2 separate regions of the Homo sapiens genome follow, and region 2 is linked to region 1. Evidence: chromatin loops called from intact Hi-C (ENCODE). Cell type or tissue: HepG2. All regions are shown on one strand. Each heading gives the region's core, and the rest is flanking DNA. Links, peaks and the distances in the headings are about the cores only.

The links. A loop is a pair of places that touch in the nucleus more often than their neighbours do. Peaks named below come from ENCODE experiments on the same cell type or tissue, not always from the same donor. Only the 100,000 strongest peaks of a DNase experiment are listed, where the experiment ranks them.
Region 2: a loop joins it to region 1, with 6 times the contacts of the local background. A loop is called at or near these places in 5 of 110 quality-filtered maps.

The regions. Positions count from the first base shown.
Region 1 is chr11:66,971,034-66,982,124 of GRCh38, reverse strand. It overlaps C11orf86 (chromosome 11 open reading frame 86), which reads right to left and starts at 6,821. Exons shown (of 2, transcript NM_001353554.2): 1 at 6,487-6,821; 2 at 5,116-5,948. The coding sequence starts at 6,762. The coding sequence ends at 5,874. RefSeq lists a silencer at 1-107 and an enhancer at 5,637-6,140. In HepG2, for the core only: a CTCF peak has its summit at 6,018 (motif pointing right); a DNase peak (open chromatin) is centred at 6,024.
Region 2 is chr11:66,898,174-66,906,173 of GRCh38, reverse strand. All of the region lies in intron 3 of PC (pyruvate carboxylase), which reads left to right. Among named protein-coding and RNA genes, the nearest start is that of MIR3163, 32 kb to the left of the region's middle. RefSeq lists an enhancer at 393-1,040. In HepG2, for the core only: no CTCF peak of the experiment used is centred there; a DNase peak (open chromatin) is centred at 3,983; H3K4me3 peaks cover 1,930 bases.

The sequences.
Region 1 (11,091 bases), core at 1,252-9,251:
CACCCAATTTAGAAACTCTGTGGCCACCCTTCTGGCCTCCAGCCTGGGGACAAGTTTTCTTTCTTTTTTGCCTTTTTCCCCTGCTTTTCCAAGTTACTGGTAAAGAGACAAGTTTTTTTTCCTTTCATTAATTTTTTTTTTTTTTTTTTTTTTTTGTGAGACAGAGTCTTGCTCTGTTGCCCAGGCTGGAGTGCAGTGGGGAGATCTCGGCTCACTGCATCCTCCATCTCCCGGGTTCAAGCGATTCTCCTGCCTCAGCCTTCCGAGTAGCTGGGATTACAGGTGCTCGCCACCACACCTGGCTAATTTTTTTATTTGTTTAGTAGAGACTGGGTTTCACCATGTTGGCCAGGCTGATCTCGAACTCCTGACCTCAAGTGATCTGCCTGCTTTCTCATCCCAAAGTTCTGGGATTACAGGTGTGAGCCACTGCACCTGGCTGAGACAAGTTTTCTAATGGACCTCAGAGCCTGTTGTAAAGGTTTTACCCAGCCGTGGCAACCAGTCTGCAGCACCGCGTAACTTTATTCCTTCCAGGAAGGTTATAATCAAATGCCTTGATCCTCTCTTGGCATTGTCCTCAAGCTACTGTGCCCCAGCTGAGAGCTACCCTGCCACCAGTGTCACGGGAAGGAGGTGTGTGTGTTGCCTATTACACATATCAAACTACCCCCCTCTACTGGGTTGAATTTTGTCTCCGCAAAATTCATGCATACCTGGAACCTGTGAATATGACCTTATTTGGAAACCGGGTCTTTGCAGATATAATCAAGTTAAGGTCATACTGGAGTAGAGTGGCCCCTAAACCCAATACAACAGTTGTCCTTACAAGAAGAGAGAAATTAGCTGGGCGCGGTGGCTCATGCCTATAATCCTAGCACTTTGGGAGGCTGAGGTGGGCGGATCATGAGGTCAAGAGATTGAGACCATCCTGGCCAACTCAGTGAAACCCCCTCTCTACTAAAAATACAAAAATTAGCTGGGTGTGGTGGTGCGCACCTGTATTCCCAGCTACTCTGGAGGCTGAGACAGGAGAATCGCTTGAGCCCAGGAGACGGAGGTTGTAGTGAGCCAAGATCGCACCACTACACTCCAGCCTGGCAACAGAGAGAGACTCCATCTCAAAAAAAAAAAAAGAGAGAAAGTTTGGCCAGGTGCAGTGGTTCATGCCTGTAAACCCAGCACTTTGGGAGGCTAAGATGGGAGGATTGCTTGAGAACAGAAGTTCAACACCAGCCTGGGCAACATGGCAAAACCCCACCTCTACAAAAAATACAAAAATTAGCCAGGTGGTAGTCCCAGCTACTTGGGGGGCTGAGGCAAGAGAATTGCTTGAACCTGGGGGGCTGAGGCTGCAGTGAGCCAAGACCGTGCCACTGCACTCTAGCCTGCGTGACAAAGTGAGACCTTGTCTCAAAAAAAAAAAAAAAATGCTGAGCGCAGTGGCTCAGCTTGTAATCCCAGCACTTTGGGAGGCCAAGGCAGGTAGATCACCTGAGGTCAAGAGTTTGAGACCAGCCTGGCCAACATGGTAAAACCCCATCTCTATTAAAAATACACATACACAAAAAAATTAGCTGAGCATGGTGGCGGGTGCCTGTAATTCCACCTACTCAAGAGGCTGAGGCAGGAGAATCCTTTGAACCCAGGAGGCAGAGGTTGCTGTGAGCTGAGATGGCACCACTGTACTCCAGCCTGGGTGACAGAGTGAGACTCCATCTCAAAAAATATATAAAAATAAAAATTAAAATAAAAAAATTAGCCAGGTGGCCAGGCGTGGTGGCTCACGCCTGTAATCCCAGCACTTTGGGAGGCCGAGGCGGGCAGATCATGAGGTCAGGAGATTGAGACCATCCTGGCTAACACGGTGAAACCCCATCTCTACTAAAAATACAAAAAATTAGCCGGGCATGGTGGCAGGCACCTGTAGTCCCAGCTACTCGGGAGGCTGAGGCAGGAGAATAGTGTGAACCCAGGAGGCGGAGCTTTCAGTGAGCCGAGATCATGCCACTGCACTCCAGCCTGGGCGGCAGAGGGAGACTCCGTGTCAAAAAAAGAAAAAAAGAAAAATCAGCCAGGCATGGTGGCACATGCTCGTAGTCCTAACTACTCAGGAGGCTGAGGTGTGAGGATCCCTTGAGCCCAGTAGTTCAAAGTTACACTTGAGCTATGGTCATGCTACTGCACTCCAGTCTGGGCGACAGAGAAAGATGCTTTGTGTAAAAAAAAAAATAAGAAGAGGGAAATTTGGTCACAGACACACAAGGAGAATGCCATGTGATGATGGAGGCATAGATTGGAATGATGCTTCCGAAAGCCAAGGAATACCAAGGATTGCCAGCAACCACAGGAAGCTAGGAAGAGGCAGGAAGAATTCTTCCCTAGAACCTTCAGAAGTAGTGCAGCACTGCCAACAACTTGATTTTGGACTTGTGAACTCCAGAAGTATTAGAGAACAAATTTCTGTTGTTTTAAGCCACCCAGTTTGTGATAATTTGTTTTGGCAGTCCTAGGAATGTAACACACCCTAAACCTAGAGGTGTAAAGCAAAAAGGGTTTCTTAGATCTCAATTCCATGGGTTGGCTGGGCTCAGTTGGGTGGTTCTTCTGCTCCATGTGGTGTCAGCTGGGGTGAGCCAGGCTGCAGTCAGCTAGGAGCTGGGCTGGGGGCTCACTTACATGACAGGCAGTTGGTTCTGGCTGTTGGCTGGGGTACCTTGGTTCTCTTCCATGTGGCCCTTGACCTCCACATGGCCTTCCTATCAGGATGGCCCAGAGTTCTTTTTTTTCAATCTTTTTTTTTTTTTTTTTTTTTGAGATGAAGTTTTGCTCTTGTAGCCAGGCTGGAGTGCAATGGCACGATCTTGGCTCACTGCCACCTCCGCCTCCCAGGTTCAAGTGATTCTCCTGCCTCAGCCTCCCGAGTAGCTGGGATTACAGGCTTGCGCCACCATGTGCGGCTAATTTTTGTATTTTTAGTAGAGATGGGGTTTCACCATGTGGGCCAGGCTAGCCTCAAACTCCTGACCTCAGGCGATCCACCTGCTGGGATTACAGGTGTGAGCCACCGTGCCTGGCAGGATGGCCCAGAGTTCTTTATACGGCATCTGGCTTCTAGAGGTAGAAACAGAGGACAGCGAAAACAGAAGCTGCAAGGCCTATTGAGGCCTAGGTGGCAAAGTCCCAGAACATTATTTCCAATGCATTCTATTGGCCAAAGCAGGTCACACGGCCCATCTAGAGTCAAGGAAAGGGAAAATATATCCCACTTTTTTTTTTTAAGAGATGGGATCTTGCTGTCTAGTCCAGACTGTAGTACAGTGGCACAATCACATCTCACTGCATCCCGGAACTCCTGGGCTCCAGAGATCCTCCTACCTTGGCCCCCCATAGACTCCACTCTAGATGAGAGGTGTGACAAGACAATGCATGGGGGAGATGTGATGGGAGAGACGGTTATGGACATCTTTGGAAGCAACCTACCTACCAGAGTGTGTGAATGTTTGGGGGAGGCCTCAGCCAAGGACCCCAGAGATGTGGTCCCTGTTGATGGGGTTGCTGACAAGGCTAGAATTCCTCTGTCTGAACAGGACCCCCCCAAACCCATGAGACTCAGGCTCAGTTCAGCCATCAACTCACTGGGTGACCTTGGGCCAGTCCCTCATTCACTGAATGATAATTCATTAAACACCTACTATGTGCCAGGCCCAGAGCTAGGCACTGGGGTCCTGGTAGTGAACAGACCAGGTTTCCGTGGAACTTTCAGTGTAATGGAAGAAAAAAGCCAGGCACTGTGGGTCATGTCTGTAATCCCAGCACTTTGTGAGGCCAAGGAGGGCGGATCACCTGAGGTCAGGAGTTTGAGACCAGCTTGGCCAACATGATGAAACCCCATTTCTACTAAAAATAGAAAAATTAGCCAGGAGTGATGGCAGGCGCCTGTAATCCCAGCTACTTGGATGAAGCAGGAGAATACAGGCTGAGGCAGGAGAATTGCTTGAACCCGGGAGGCGGACGTTGCAGTGAGCCAAGATCATGCCACTGCACTCCAATCTGGGTGACAGAGCAAGACTCCATCTCAAAAAAAAGCACATAACTAGACAAAAAAAAAAAAAAAAAAGAGAGAGAAAGAGAAAGAAAGAAAAAGAAAGAAAGAAAGGAAAATAAAAAAGCACATAACTAGACTAACTGGTCAGTGTGACAATTAGAACTGCTGGGAGTTGGGCTAGAGATTCTCTGAGGATAAAGAGGCTGGGACAAACTTGGAGGGCAGCGTCCTGGAGGATGAGAAGTCCTGCCCCATTCTGGGCGCCATTTTCCTCCTCCAGACATTGAGGAGGAACATTGAGAGGTCCTCCTCCAGACACTGAGAGGTGGGTCAGAGCTGTGAATTTCAATTCTGTTCCCTGGAGTCCTGGGGTTCCCCAGAGGCACCTCAGGTACTACTGCAGAAGAAGCTGAGAAGGGTATCTGAAGCATAAGACCGGCCGGGCTCAAGGCTTCTGGTGGGCTCCTACCATCTAGCTTCCCAGCCAGGCACCCTAGGCTTCCTGGAAGAAAATTTTCCCAGCTCCCCCCTTGTTTCTGAATGGCCCTGATGGGGCCTGGTCTCTGGGGAAACGGAAGCCTCCCCTCTGTCCACTGGACAACACCCCCCGGAACAGATCCTGGACCAGGATACTTAGCTGCTCCCTCACCTTTGTCCTTGGGCCTGCTTGAGCCTGGAGAGCCCCAGGGGCCCTGCAAAAAGTGCCAGTGTCTCTCGAAGAGCTCAGGCTTTTTGGGGTCAGACCCTCTCCTTCTGTGTGGCCCTTGCCTCTCTAAGCCTCAGAAGGAGCCCCACCTCAGTGGGGTGGGCACAGAGGCAGGACACTGAGAGCCAGGTCCTCTGAAGCTGGCCTTGAGGTCAGCACAGGGTGGGCACAATCCCTCTGGGGAGAAAGGTCCAGAGAAGTGGCAGGAAAGGCCCAGCCTGGTGGGGGATCCAGCCCGCCCCGGGCCCTGGTGCCCCTGCCCAAGCATTCTGGGATGCTTTGGGCTTAGCCTGCCTCACAGGGGTCAGCAGGGGTGGGGGGGTGGGGGTCTGAGCCAGCGAGTTAGTCACCAGGCAAATCGTTGACTTTTTCTCAGCATCTTTATTACTGTGTTCGACTCCAGTGCTGGACACTGGATGGGGTGGGGTGGGGTCGGAGATGTCAAAACCAAGAAATCCCTTCCCCACTCTGGGCCTCAGTTTCCCCCTCTGTCACACAGGGAGGAAGACTTCCTCTGCTTCCTTCATCAGGACACCGTGAGGTTCAAAGGTTTTCAGCACAGAGTGCTCAGCCAGGAGGGCCACCCAGCTGTGGTCCTTGCCCCAGAGGGCTCACCATCTGGGAGGGAGACCTGCGCCCTGGCCCACCATCAGCAACTGACAAGAAGGGCAGTTGGGTCATGGCCCAGTGACCAGGCAACGTCCGTGAGCCTCTCGGCCATGGGTCTGGCTTCATCAAGCTCCGTCCTGGAAGTTGACAGCTGGTCGTGTGGGGCAGGAGCGTCCACAGCCCCCATTCCGGGCAGGCTTCTTCTAAACCTTCATAGAATCATAGTCCAAGGCCCCTACCCAAGCCCAGAGGGCAGACAGCTGAGCCCCCTTCTTTTTGACCCTGCTGGGATCTTCAAAGAGAGCTAGTGCTGGAGTGGAAGGGCCAGAGCTAAGAGTGGCAGCCACGTGGCGACTCCAGTGAGCTGGTGGCAGAAGCCTCCTAGGGCCACCCAGCCAAAGTCCAGAGAGCTGTGAAGAGGTAGGTCAGCAGACACGGTGGGCTGGTCCAGGCACAGCAAGGGGGCCACGATGGCTTCCAGCATCTTTAGCTGATGGTGCCCAGTGTGGGCTACGGGGAGGCCGGCTGACTCAGAGTCACGCTGGGGAAGATGGCGACAAAGCTCTCCCACCTTCTTCTTACCTGCTGGAAGACAGAGGTGGGGGAGGTCCCATGGGCTGAGTGGTGGGCTTAGATGTTGTTCCACCCATAGCCACGAGGTGGGGGTAGACCCCAGGTAGAGAAGCACTGCTCATTGGAGACCCTGTCTCTTAGAGGAGGGAGCCTGCAGCCCCCCACAAAGGGGTCCAGATCTCCCCTTTTTCTCTGGGGTGAGAGGGTCACACAGTGTACTTCCCAGGAAGTTGCACTGGCTGATCTCCTTGCCTCCTGCTCTATTCCCCCATCCAGCATACTATCAATCAGCTAAAAACAGCGCTTACCATATCACCCTCCTCCTCTAAAACCTTCAGTGGCTCCCCAGTGCCTGTGGGATAAATCCCAAATGCCTTCAGGGCCCTCTGAAACGTGGCTCTGGGGTGTCTCTCTCTGCACCCTCATCTCCAGGCAGCTCGGTTGTCATCTTGGTACACAGCCTGGGCTGGCTCTGTCTCTGAACCTTTCCTGCCCTGGAATCCCTGCCCACCTGCTGTGGTACCCTCCATCCTTCAGCCCACAGCCATACCTGTTGGTACCGCCTCAGCCACCACCGGCTGCCTCTTCGCTGGGCTTGGATCAGCTGCTCTGTGTCCCCCAGGCTCCCCGGCACCCGCTCCTGGGCAGTGGCATCTGGCCCTTCTGTGCCTCTCTCGAGGCCCTGGGACCTGGACTTCTCTTGCCCCTGTCTGAGGCTTAGCGCCCTGCGGAGTTGGCCCTCCTGGGGCCTCCCCCAGGGCTCCTGCAGCTTTCCATAGGAGGGTCGGGGCTCTCGCAAGGACTGACTTCGCAGCCCTGTTCCCATGGCTCCGGAGGCTGCAGGCACAGGACTGCTCCGGCCCCTCAGCAAGACACTGGCCCTCTGAGGTGGCCCAGTGCCTCCACCCATCTGACAAGAGATCACTGGGGGCAAAGGTTGGTGCTGCCAAGGTGGCTTTCATAAATCAAAGGGCAGGCCACAGGGCCAAGCATCCCTGAGTCACCTCACCACTGCCTCCCCACCTTCTGGGTCAAGGAGTGAAGGCCAAGGGGAGGAAATTGCCACTCCCTCCTTCACCTATCCTTCCCCCCTCCCCCTCCCCTCCCCCTCCCCTCCTCTCCCCCCTCCCTCCTCCCCCATCCTCCCCCCTCCTTCTCCCCTCCCCTCCCCCTTCCTTCCCCTCCCCTCTCCCTCCCCCCTCCTCCTTCTCCTCCTTCTCCTCTAGGCAGCTTCCCTGACTACCTCATCCCTGAAGAGTTTGTTCTCCTCTGAATCTCTATGGCCCCGGCATCCATTGACACTGAGCACCATGGCTTAACAACCAAACAGAGACAGCCTTTTAAGAATTGGGCCAGGCCCGGTGGCTCACGCCTGTAATCCTAGCACTTTGAGAGGCCGAGGCAGGCAGATTGCCTGAGATCAGGAGTTCCAGACCAGCCTTGCCAACATGGTAAAACCCCGTCTCTACTAAAAATACAAAAAATTAGCTGGGCATGGTGGCGGGCGCCTGTAATCCCAGCTACTCAGGAGGCTGAGGCAGGAGAATCACTTGAACCCAGAAGGCGGAGGTTGCAGTGAGCCGAGATTGTGCCACTGCACCCAACCTGGGTGACAGAGCAAGACTGCGTCTCAAAAAGAAATATATTTTTCAAAAAAGCATCAGTATGGCTCCAAGCTAGAACAATCACATTCACAAAGACAGCAAGGAGGATGGCCGTTGCCAGGCACTGGGGGAGGGAGGAATGAAGAATTTAATGGCTGTAAATTTTCAGATTTCATAAGATGAAGAGTTCCAGAGATTGGTTGCACAACAATGGTTGAAATGGTAAACTTTATGGTATATGTGTTATACAATACTGGAGAATTTCTTTTTTTTTTTTTTTTTTTTTAAGAAACAGAAGGAAACAGGACGGCTCCAGGCTAGGAGTCAGGAGGCCTGGATTTTTTCCAGGCCCAGCGCTGCCCCTAATGTCCCAGCAGCACAGCACTATCCTTGAGCACTCAAGCTCTGAGGACCAACTGCCTCTGGGTAAACTGTAGCTTCATTCCTTGCAGCCTTGTGACCTTGGGCACATTTTTCTCCTTCATTCGTAAGAGGGACAAATAACTTGGGTAATTGTTGTGCGTATTAAATGTGGTCCACAGGGCTTGGCACACAGCAAGCCCTCGAACAAAGTGAGTTGGTGGTTGTATTTGTCCGTTCTCCTGCTGCTATAAAGAAAGACCTGAGGCTGGGAGCAGTGGCTCATGCCTGTAATCCTAGCACTTTGGGAGGCTGAGGCGGGTAGATCACTTGAGGTCAGAAGTTCAAGACCAGCCTGGCCAATATGGTGAAACCCCTTCTCTACTAAAAATACAAAAATTAGGCCAGGTTGCAGTGGCTCACAACTGTAATCCCAGCACTTTGGGAGGCTGAGGCAGGTGGATCACAAGGTCAGGAGTTTGAGACCAGCCTGGCCAACATGGTGAAACCCCGTCTCTACTGAAAAAATACAAAGATTAGGCAGGCATGGTGGCGTGTGCCTGTAATCCCAGCTACTCGGGAGGCTGAGGCAGGAGAATTGCTTGAACCCAGGAGGCAGAGGTTGCAGTGAGCCGAGATCGTGCCACTGCACTCCAGCCTGGGCAACAGAGCAAGACTCCGTCTCAAAACAAAACAAAACAAAACAAAAAATTATCCAGGTGTAGTGGTGGGCAACTGTAATCCCAGCTACTCGGGAGGCTGAGGCAGGAGAATCGCTTGAACCCAGGAGGCGGAGGTTGTAGTGAGCTAAGATTGCGCCACTGCACCCCAGCCTGGGCAACAGAGAGAGAATCTGTCTCAAAAAATAATAATAATAAAAATAAGAAATACCTGAGACTGGGTAATTTATAAAGACAAAAAGTTTAATTGGCTCATGGTTCTGCAGGCTGTACAGGAAGCATAGCAGCTTCTGCTGCTGGGGAGGCCTCAGGAAGCTTCCAACCGTGGTGGAAGGCAAAGCGGGGATGAGGCATCTTACATGATAGGAGCAGGAGAAAGAGAGAGCGTGGCGGGAGGTGCTGTACACTTTTTTTTGAGACAGAGTCTCAGTCTGTCGCCCAGGCTGGAGTGCAGTGGCGCGATCTTGGTTCACTGCAACCTCCGCCTCCCGGGTTCAAGTGATTCTCGTGCCTCAGCCTCCTGAGTAGCTGGGACTATAGGTGCCTGCCACCACGCCCAGTTAATTTTTTGTATTTTTGGTGGAGACAGGATCTTGCTATATTTCCCAGTCTGGCCTTGAACTCCTGGGCTCAAGTGATCTGCCCACCTCAGTCTCCCAAAGTGTTTGGAATAAAGGCGTGAGCCACTGTGCTCAGCCTACACACTTTGAAACAACCAGATCTCACAAGAACTCACTATCATGAAAACAGCACCAAGGGGATGGGGCTAAACCATTCACGAGAATCCACCCCCATGAGCCAACCACCTCTAACGCTAGGGACTACAATTCAACATGAAGTTTGGTGCGGACACAAATCCAAACCATATCAGTGGTATTCACTGCCGTGGGCAGATCCTTTCAGTCTCATCTGTAAAATGGGTTGTTTCTTTTTAAATTTTTTTTTGAGATGGAGTCTCTCTCTGGCGCCCAGACTGGAGTGCAGTGGCGCGATCTTGGCTCACTGCAACCTCTGCCTCCCGGGTTCAAGCGATTCTCCTGCCTCAGCCTCCCGAGTAGCTGGGATTACAGGCACATGCCACCATGCCTGGCTAATTTTTGTATTTTTAGTAGAGATGGGGTTTCACATTGGCCTGGCTGGTCTCAAACTCCTGGCCTCATGATCCACCTACCTCGGTCTCCCAAAGTGCCAGGATCACAAGCATGAGCCACCGCACCCAGCCTGTAAAATGGGTTGTTTCAAAAATAAGATGAAATCATGAGTGTGGATGCTTCTAAAGGTGAGACTACTGGCAGCAACTCTTTCCCCCAAGACAGGAGGAAGAGAAAGAAGCTTGGGGCTGGGCCAGCAGATTCCTCAGAATGGTTGTTTTGTTTTTTGAAACAGGGTCTCACTCTGTTGCTCAGGCTGTAGGGCAGTGGCACAATTTCAGCTCAATGCAACCTTGACCACCTGGGCTCAAGTGATCCTCCCACCTCAGCCTCCTGAGTAGCTGGGACTACGGGTATGTGCCACCACGCCTGGCTAATTTTTGTATTTTTTGTAGAGATGGAGTTTCATCATGTTACTCAGGCTGGTTTTGAACTCCTGAGCTCAAGCAATCTGCCCACCTCAGCCTCCCAAAGTGTGCCACCACGCCTGGCCTCAGAATGGTAGAATTTGAGTGCTGAAGGGACCTCATACATCTGTTCCATGCTCCTTTTTGTTTTATTTTTATTATGTATTTCTTTGTTTATTTTAGAGAGAAGGTTTCTCTATGTTTCCCAGGCTGGTCACAAACTCCTGGTCTCAAGTGATCCTCCTGTCACAGCCTCCTGACTAGCTGGGATTACAGGCATGAGCCATCACACCCAGCTCCTTTTTGTTTTAACCACTGTTTTGAGTCAACCCCTTCACAGATTTCATTTAAACCTCATGATAGTCCTATGATGTGGGGATTGTCATCTCATTTTATAGATCAGAAAACTGAGGATCAGGGAGATTAAGCACCTGGCTGGAGAGCATGCCCACTAAGTGGCAGAGCTGGTCGGCCACCCTGGTCAGCCGGGCTTTAAAAACCCATGCTTCAGTCACTCAGGTCTCCTTCCCCAGACTCGGCAGCAGAGGCAGGACTGGAAGCCAGCTGTCCTGCCTCCTCCATGTTTGGGGTACTGCAGAGGGCACCCCTATTCAGGGCCAGGGAAGTGCTGGCTGCAGCTCTTGGCTCACACTAGCCTTGTCCCCTAGGGCCTGGCCTTGCCCTCATCCTTTCTGCTCCGTTTCTGAATCTTCCCTGGGTGAAGGGTTGCTTAAAATCTGCCAGGCTCAGCTCCCAGAGGACCTATGACAGGGCCAGTGTGAAGAGAATGTAAAAAAGGAGCCCTGACCTTCTGCCCCAGCCTGTCCCAAACACTGGCTCTGATTTGTACCCAGACCTTTTAATTTCAACCCTGACAACACACCAAAGGTCAATCCTGACCCTGGTTAAAAAGCAACAAAACCATTACACAATCTTCAACGCCCTCACTTCAA
Region 2 (8,000 bases), core at 1-8,000, 75 kb after region 1:
AAACCTCCTGATTCATCTTCCGTTGCTTCCGTGTCAGCTTCTCACTGGGTCATTGTCTGCTTTGGTGCTGCCCTTCCCCACAACTTTGAGAGTTCATGTTACTGCAGGCTCCCCGCCCGCCCACCTCTGCCTGAAACTTCTCTTTTGGGCTCCTGTGCTGTGACATACTAGCAGTATTTGTTTGCCCCTCTTAAGACCATCCCTTCAGTTTCATTCCTGCCTCAGTTTCTCCTCCTCACATTTCTGCTGTTCCACCTCTGCTCCTGTGCTCTTCTCAGGAAAGCAGGTGAGTGGTGATGCCCTGGGCTAAGCTCGCCAGGGCCTGGGCAGCCCAGGCACCCGTGGTTCGGGTGGGGAGGGAGCATGCTGGTGGCCGGAGCTGGGCTTGTGGGCAGCAGCCCTCCCCACCTTGCTGAGGCCAAGCTCTTTCTCATGGCTTTGGCTGTCACTTCTATGCTGATCACCCCCAAATCATTGTGTCTATATTTCTCTATTGGTGCTTCTGACCTTCCAAAATCTGATCCCACCCTGGCAGTCAGACCTTATTTGATGTCAAGGATTATTAATTTGTAGCATGTATTACATCCCTAATATGGACCAGTTCACATGCATTCTCATATTTCATCCTCCCAATGAACATACAAAGTCAAATAATTATTCTTATTTTACAGAGTCTCAGACAACTTAGTTCCTCTAGGTAACCAGATTAATTAGCATTAGGGGGTTGTGATCAGGATTTGAACTGGCTCCACTGGCCCCTGACCCTGAACAGAGTCAGCTTGGAGTCCGCCCTTGGAGACGAGGACAGCCGGTCCTGTTTCTCCCTCTCACCCCAGTGCACTCACACAGCAGGCGTTGGCACCCTTGCTAAGGGCCAGGCCAAGCGTCTCCTCTGTGAGCCTTCACTTAGCTCTCCTAAGCTGCTCGGCCTGCCTCCTCTCCCTTTTCTCTAACAGCAGTGCCTTTGCACACACTATGTGTTTGTTATATGTTGGCTGTGCCAGTCTTGCCTCGTCAGCAGATAGTGATTTTCTTAAAGGCAGAGGCCATGTTTTATATGATCCTCCATCCCTCAAGTGTGTGTTACAGGCAGTTTGTTGCTCAGTAAACACTTGATACCTCTGATGAGGTGAAATCTAATCACAGTCCTTTGCATATGTATTGTGGTTTACAGTTTCTGAAACCGAAGAGCCAATTTGAAGTTTCCTGTAAAACAGATCCCTTAATTGTCAGCGCTCTGTGCTGAGAGGGATAAATCTGTTTTGTAGACGGACTAACAGGTCCAGAGGTAGAGTGAATTCCCCAAGGTCATATGATGGATGATAGCAAAGCCAGAACTTGAACCCAAGGTTTAACTCTTAATGCCGTTCCTCTTAATGCCGTTCCCTTCCCACAGAATCACAGCAGCCTGTGGTCCAGACTTGGCCAGGTGACCCCTGCCAGGCCTTCCATCCCACTTAGTCATACAGTTCCTTATTTGTATTTGTCCTTTCTCTTTCATTAGAACTCGTGTCTTTTTGTGTGTGTGTGTGTTTTGAGACAGGGTCTCGCTCTGTCACCCATGCTGGAGTGTGGTGGCACAATCACAGCTCACTGCAGCCTTGACCTCCCAGGCTCAGGTGATTCTCCCACCTCAGCCTCCTGAGTAGCTGGGACTACAGGCGCATGCCACCATGCAAGGCTAATTTTTGTATTTTTTTAGAGGCAGAGTTTCACCGTATTGCCCAGGCTGGTGTCAAACTCCTGGGCTCAAGTGATCTGCTTGCTTTGGCCTCCCAAAGTGCTGAGATTACAGACATGAGCCACCGCGCCCAGCCTTAGAATGCTTGTCTCTTGAGGGCAGGGACCCTGGCTGCTTTTCCCATTATCCTTCCAAAGCTCCAGCTCTGGGGCCATGAACCAGAAATCATTCCTTCAAGGATGTTGACACAGTGAGTCACCTGAGAAGGGGCAGGGTGCAGGAGGGGTGGGGCAGGAGATCAGGAACTGGTGTGGGACATTAGGGGTGGGAGATAGGCCAGAAAGCCCCATGCTCTGTGTAAAAGCTTCTGTCAAATGAAGATGTGCTTGTCCTACCTACCAGGCGAGGTTACTCTTAGTAGCAAGTGAGAGTGTCTGCTAAAGCGCCTTCTAAACTGCAGAGCACTAGCAATATTGTTGTTAAATATAATTATAGTCTGTAGCTGGGCATGGTGCTGGGTGTCTGTAATCCCAGCTACCCGGGAGGCTGAGGCAGGAGTATTGCTTGGGCCTAGGAGGCGGAGGTTGCAGTGAGCTGAGATCGTGCCGTTGTACTCCAGCCTGGGTGACGAAGTGAGACTCTGTCTCTAAATAAAAAAAAAAAAAATGTATATATGTGTGTGGGTGTGTGTGGGTGTGTGTATATATATATATATATATTTTTTTTTTTTTTTTTTTTTTCCTGAGATGGAGTCTCTCACTCTGTTGCCCAGGCTGGAGTGCAATGGCACCATCTTGGCTCACTGCAACCTCCGCCTCCCAGGTTGAAGTGATTCTCCTGCCTCAGCCTCCCCAGTAGCTGGGATTACAGGTGCCTGCCACCACGCCTGGCTAATTTTTTTTTTTTTGTATTTTTAGTAGAGACAGGGTTTCGCCAAGTTGGCCAGGCTGGTTTTGAACTCCTGACCTCAGGTGATCCACCTGCCTCGGCTTCCCAAAGTGCAAGGATTACAGGCGTGAGCCACCACGCCCAGCCAAAAAATATATTTTTTAAAATAATAATAATTATAGTCCGTAGGGATGAGCTCAACAACATGGTTGGATAGAATCATACTGGCCTTGTGAGTATTGAGGAGACAATCAGGATGGTGCCTCACCCAAGGCCTGGCACTCCAGCTATTATGAATTATTCTTGTTTTCATAATTATTATAAGACATGCCCTCTTCCTTCAGATTGGGGAAAGGAGTTGGCAGTGCTGAGAATGCATCGCTTCTGGATTGGGACTAAGAAGATGGGAAAGGCAGTCTGGCCCTAGGGCTTTCGTAGATCCACTCACCACCGCAGGTCCCCGACTCTGAATACCTCCTTCCTCCCAGTGGGGGTTTTCAGCAAGCTAATTTCTCACCCCTGAGGAGGAACTGTTATATTCGGATGAACACCCCCCTGCTAATGTGGAGCAGAAAAGTAAGGCCTGGCGAGTCAGCAGCTGCTCAGCAGGTGGATGGGCTGCGGTGGTGTAGCGGGTAGGCGCCTGACAGCCCGGCTTGCCGCAGCCGCTGTGCTTCCCTCCCATCCCTGGGGTGTGCATTTTAGGGTAAAGGCAAACTGGAAGCTCTTGCTATTTGCAGAACTCCAAAACAACAAAACAAAATGTCCACTCAGCTGGGGGTTGGCTGGGCAGCACCACTGTGATTACACAGTTAGCCTGGGGGAAGGGCTGTGGTCAGAGTTTGGGGGACACACAGGTGTGACTGTGATGTGATACAGCTGGAGGAGGAAGAGGAGGGTGTGATCACAGGCCCGGGAGTGGCCAGGGCAAGAGTGATGGTGGAGGAGAGTGGCTGAGGTTGGCAGGCAGGGAGGAGAGATTGGTAACTACTAATCACTAGCATGATCAGTCTTGACAATCTATCTACAAGGGACTCCCAGGTGGCAGGGCAGGACCTGAGGCACAGCTCGGCATGACGGGCAGACAGGGGTCTACGTGGCTTTGAGCTCTGAGACCATAGGCAAGCTGTTCATCTGGGTGTCTTTCCATGCTTACAATAATATTCCCCTTACAAGCCCTCTGATGATTGAGATCATAGAAATCACTCAGTGCAGTGGCTGGCACTCAGTAGCAGCTCACACAAATGATCAGCAATTCCGACACTTGCTATGTGGCCATCACAGTAAAATCAGCAATAGTGGATGCCCAGAGCTGCATCTCCGGGAAGCCTCTGAGCCAGTCAGTGTTTGTGCTCAAACTCCAAAGCATAGGATGAAAGGTCAGATCATGGGGCTATGAAGATATGTTCTCCTAGGAGTCACGAATAGGGAGAGAAAACAGCAGCAAACACAGTCAAGGCCATGTCCTGCCTGGGTTGCTGTTTACTTTCCTCTTCCAGGAACTGAAGCTGTTTCCCATTGGATTTCTTTACTATCGCCTTGGCTCATGGACTGGGTACTTTGGTAATCAGTTCGCCCAGAGAACCAGGCTTTCACATTGACCTAGGTTCCACAGTGACTTCCTCCACGGGATGTCGGGGTGTGTCATCTAGCAGAATAGCAGTCAAGACTACCCAGGAATGGTTGAGGGTTGCACACTATTTTTAATAAATTGAATTAAATAGCCAAGAAAAGTCAGACACCCAACAAGGGAAGTTGAGGCACCAAGCGACAGTGGAAAGTCATTACTACCACTAGGCTTGAAGGGGTCAGGAGAAGAAATAGCATTTCCTGGCTGGGCGTGGTGGCTCACGCCTGTAATCCTAGCACTTTGGGAGGCTGAGGCGGGCGGATCACCTGAAGTCAAGAGTTCAAGACCAGCCTGGCCAACATGGCAAAACCCCATCTCTACTAAAAATACAAAAAAATTAGCCAGGCATGGTGGCAGGTGCCTGTAATCCCAGCTACTCCAGAGGCTGAAGCAGAAGAATTGGTTAAACCCAGGGAGGTGGAGGTTGCAGTGAGCCAAGATCGCGCCATTGTACTGCAGCCTGGGTGACAGAGCGGGACTCTGTCTCCAAAAAAAAATAAATAAATAGCCTTTCCTGCAAACACCAGTGAGGGCTGAATAGTGGACACTGGGATGCCAGCAGGAACTGTCATAGCGACAAGACACAGCCTGGGTCAGGATGGTGGCATCAAAGCTGGTAGAGAGTGAGGAAGGCACACCCCACGTTCTCTCTCCACCGCCTCCTACCTACCCTTGTCTCCCGCCTGTGCCTCTGTCTCATCGGCTGGACCTACAGGAAACCAGCCAGGAAGGGAGCCCAGGTGCCTCCACCCAGAGGGCTCAGCCCCGCTGGGTCCAGAGAAGGGCATACAGGGAGGCCGCCAACCAGGTAGCCTTTCCCCAAAAGGCAAAGCTGTGGAGGAGGCATCCACTCAGCAGGTGTGGAAAGCAGGGGGGATGAGAGCTCTGGCATCCTAGGGTCTGAGCGGCTGCTGCTGCTACTTTTTGGGAAGGGGCTGCCAAATCAAAACTAGTTACTAGTTCAAAATTTGATCATAAAGGGCAATTAGGAAAGATAAGGAAATAAAGAACATCCAGATTGGAAAGGAAGAGGTAAAAGTATTTTTATTTTCAGTTGACATGATCTTGTATAGAAAAACCTAGGGAACTCATTAAAAATCTATTTGAATTAAATGAGTTCAGCAAGGTTGCAGGACATAAGATCAGTATGCCAAAATCAATTGTATTTCAGTAGCAGTGGGCAAATTGAAAATGAAGAAAACAATTCCATTTAAGATAGCATCAAAATAAAATATTTGGGAATAAATTTAATAAAAGTGCAAGACTTATACTCTGAAAACTATGAAACATTGTTGAAAACAATTAAAGAAGACCCAAATAAATGGAAAGATACCCCATGATCATGGATCAGAGACTTAATATTGTTAAGATGGCAATACTTCCTGAATTGATCTGCAATCCCTATCACAATCCAAGATGCCTTCATTAGCGGAAATTGACAAGATGATCCTAAAATTCACAGAGAAATGTAAGGGAACCAGAACAACCAAAAGAATCTTAAGAAAGAAGAACAGGCTGGGTGCAGTGGCTCGCACCTGTAATCCCAGCACTTTGGGAGGCCAAGGCGGGCGGATCATGAGGTCAGGAGATCAAGACCATCCTGGCTAACATCTCTACTAAAAATACAAAAAAATTAGTCGGGCGTGGTGGTGGGCGCCTGTAGTCCCAGCTAGTTGGGAGGCTGGAGAATGACGTGAACCCGGGAGTCAGAGCTTGCAGTGAGCCGAGATCGTGCCACTGCACTCCAGCCTGGGCAACAGAGCAAGACTCCGTCTCAAAAAAAAAAAAAAAAAAAACAACGTTGGAGGACTCACACTTCCTGATTTCAGAATTTAACTGCAGTGTGGTACTGGTGTAAGGATAGACATATAGATATATAGATCAATGGAATAGAACTGAGAGCCCAGAATAAACCCTCACATTAACAGTTAATTGATTTTCAGTAAGAGCGCCAAGACAATTTAATGGGGGAAAGAATAGTCTTTTCAACAAGTGGCGCTAAAACAACTGTATATCTGCATGCACAGGAATGAACTGGACCCCACCTCATACCATATACAAAAATTAATTCAAAATGGACCAAAGACCTAAATGTAAGAAGAGCTATAAGGAGAAAAATAAGTGTAATTCTTTGTGACCTTAGGTTAGGCAATGATTTTTTAGATACGACGCCAAAGCACAAGCAATAAAAGAAAATGAACTGTACGTCATCAGAATCAACCTTTGTACATCAAAGAACACTATCAAGAAAGGGAAAAGACAACCCACAAAGTGGGAGAACATTTTGGAAATCATCTATGTAACAAGGAACTTGTATCTAGACTACCTCAAGAACTCTTGGCTGGGTACGGTGGCTCACATGGGAGGATGGCTTGAGGTTGGGAGTTCAAGACCAGCCTGGGCAATGTCATAAGACCCTGTCTCTGCAAAAAGTAAAAAGGAAAAAAAAACTAGCTACTTGGGAGGCTGAAGCAGGAGGATGGCTTCAGGAGCCCAGGAGTTTGAGGCTGCAGTGAACTATGGTCGTGCCACTGCCCTCCAGCCTGGGCGACAGAGTGAGACTCTGTCAAGTAAAATCAATAATATTATGGGACCACCATCGTATATGCATTTCATCATTGACTGCAACATCGTGTGGCACATACCTGTAGTCATATGATGGGATATTATTTAGCCATACAAAGAAGTGAAGTACTGGCACACACCACAACACGGATGAACCTTGAGAGCAATATGCTAAGTGAAAGAAGCCAGACCCAAAACCCACATAATTTATGATTCTGTTGATATGAAATGTCCAGAATTGGCTGGGCACGGTGGCTCACCCCTGTAATCCCAGCACTTTGGGAGGCCAAGGCAGGTGGATCACTTGAGGTCGGGAGTTCAAGACCAGCCTGACCAATATGGAGAAACCCCGTCTCTACTAAAAATACAAAATTAGCCGGGCATGGTGGCGCATGCCTGTAATCCCAGCTACTCAGGAGGCTGAGGCAGGAGAATCGCTTGAACCCGGGAGGCAGAGGTTGTGGTGAGCCAAGATCGTTGCCATAGCACTCCAGCCCGGGCAACAAGAGCGAAACTCCATCTTAAAAAAGAAAAGAAAAGAAATGTCCAGAATAGGCAAATCCATAGAGACTGAGAGTAGATGAGTGGTTGCCAAGGGCTGAGGGAGCTAAGGGGGTTGGAGCATGACAGCTAGGGGATAGGAAATGTTCTAAAAGCGGATTATGGCGGTAGATGCACATATCTGTGAATATATTTAAAAAGCCATTGAATTGCACTTTATTTGTTTCTTGAGACAGAGTCTTGCTCTGTCGCCCAGGCTGGAATGCAGTGGCGCAATCTCGGCTTACTGCGACCTCCACCTCCTGGGTTCAAGCGATTCTCCTGTCTCAGCCTCCTAAGTATCTGGGATTACAGGTGCCTGCCACCACGCCCAGCGAATTTTTGTATTTTTAGTAGAGATGGGGTTTTGCCATGTTGGCCAGGCTGGTCTTAAACTCCTGACTTCAAGTGATCTGCCCACCTCAGCCTTCCAAAGTGCTGGGATTATAGGTGTGAGCCACTACACCCGGCCATTGAATTGCACTTTATGTGTCTCATCTATATGGTATGTGAATTGTATCTCAGTAAAGCTGTTAAAAAACAAAACCCTGGCCCTGAAGGGCAGCGCAGTCGGCTAAAAGACTGTGATTTAATGAGGAAACTTTCCCACCGGGCTGTGACCGCTGGCCCTGGCTCCCTTTGGCCGGGTGGAGGTGCTGTCTGCCACTGAGGGCCCTCAGCTGCTTTTTCAGGATC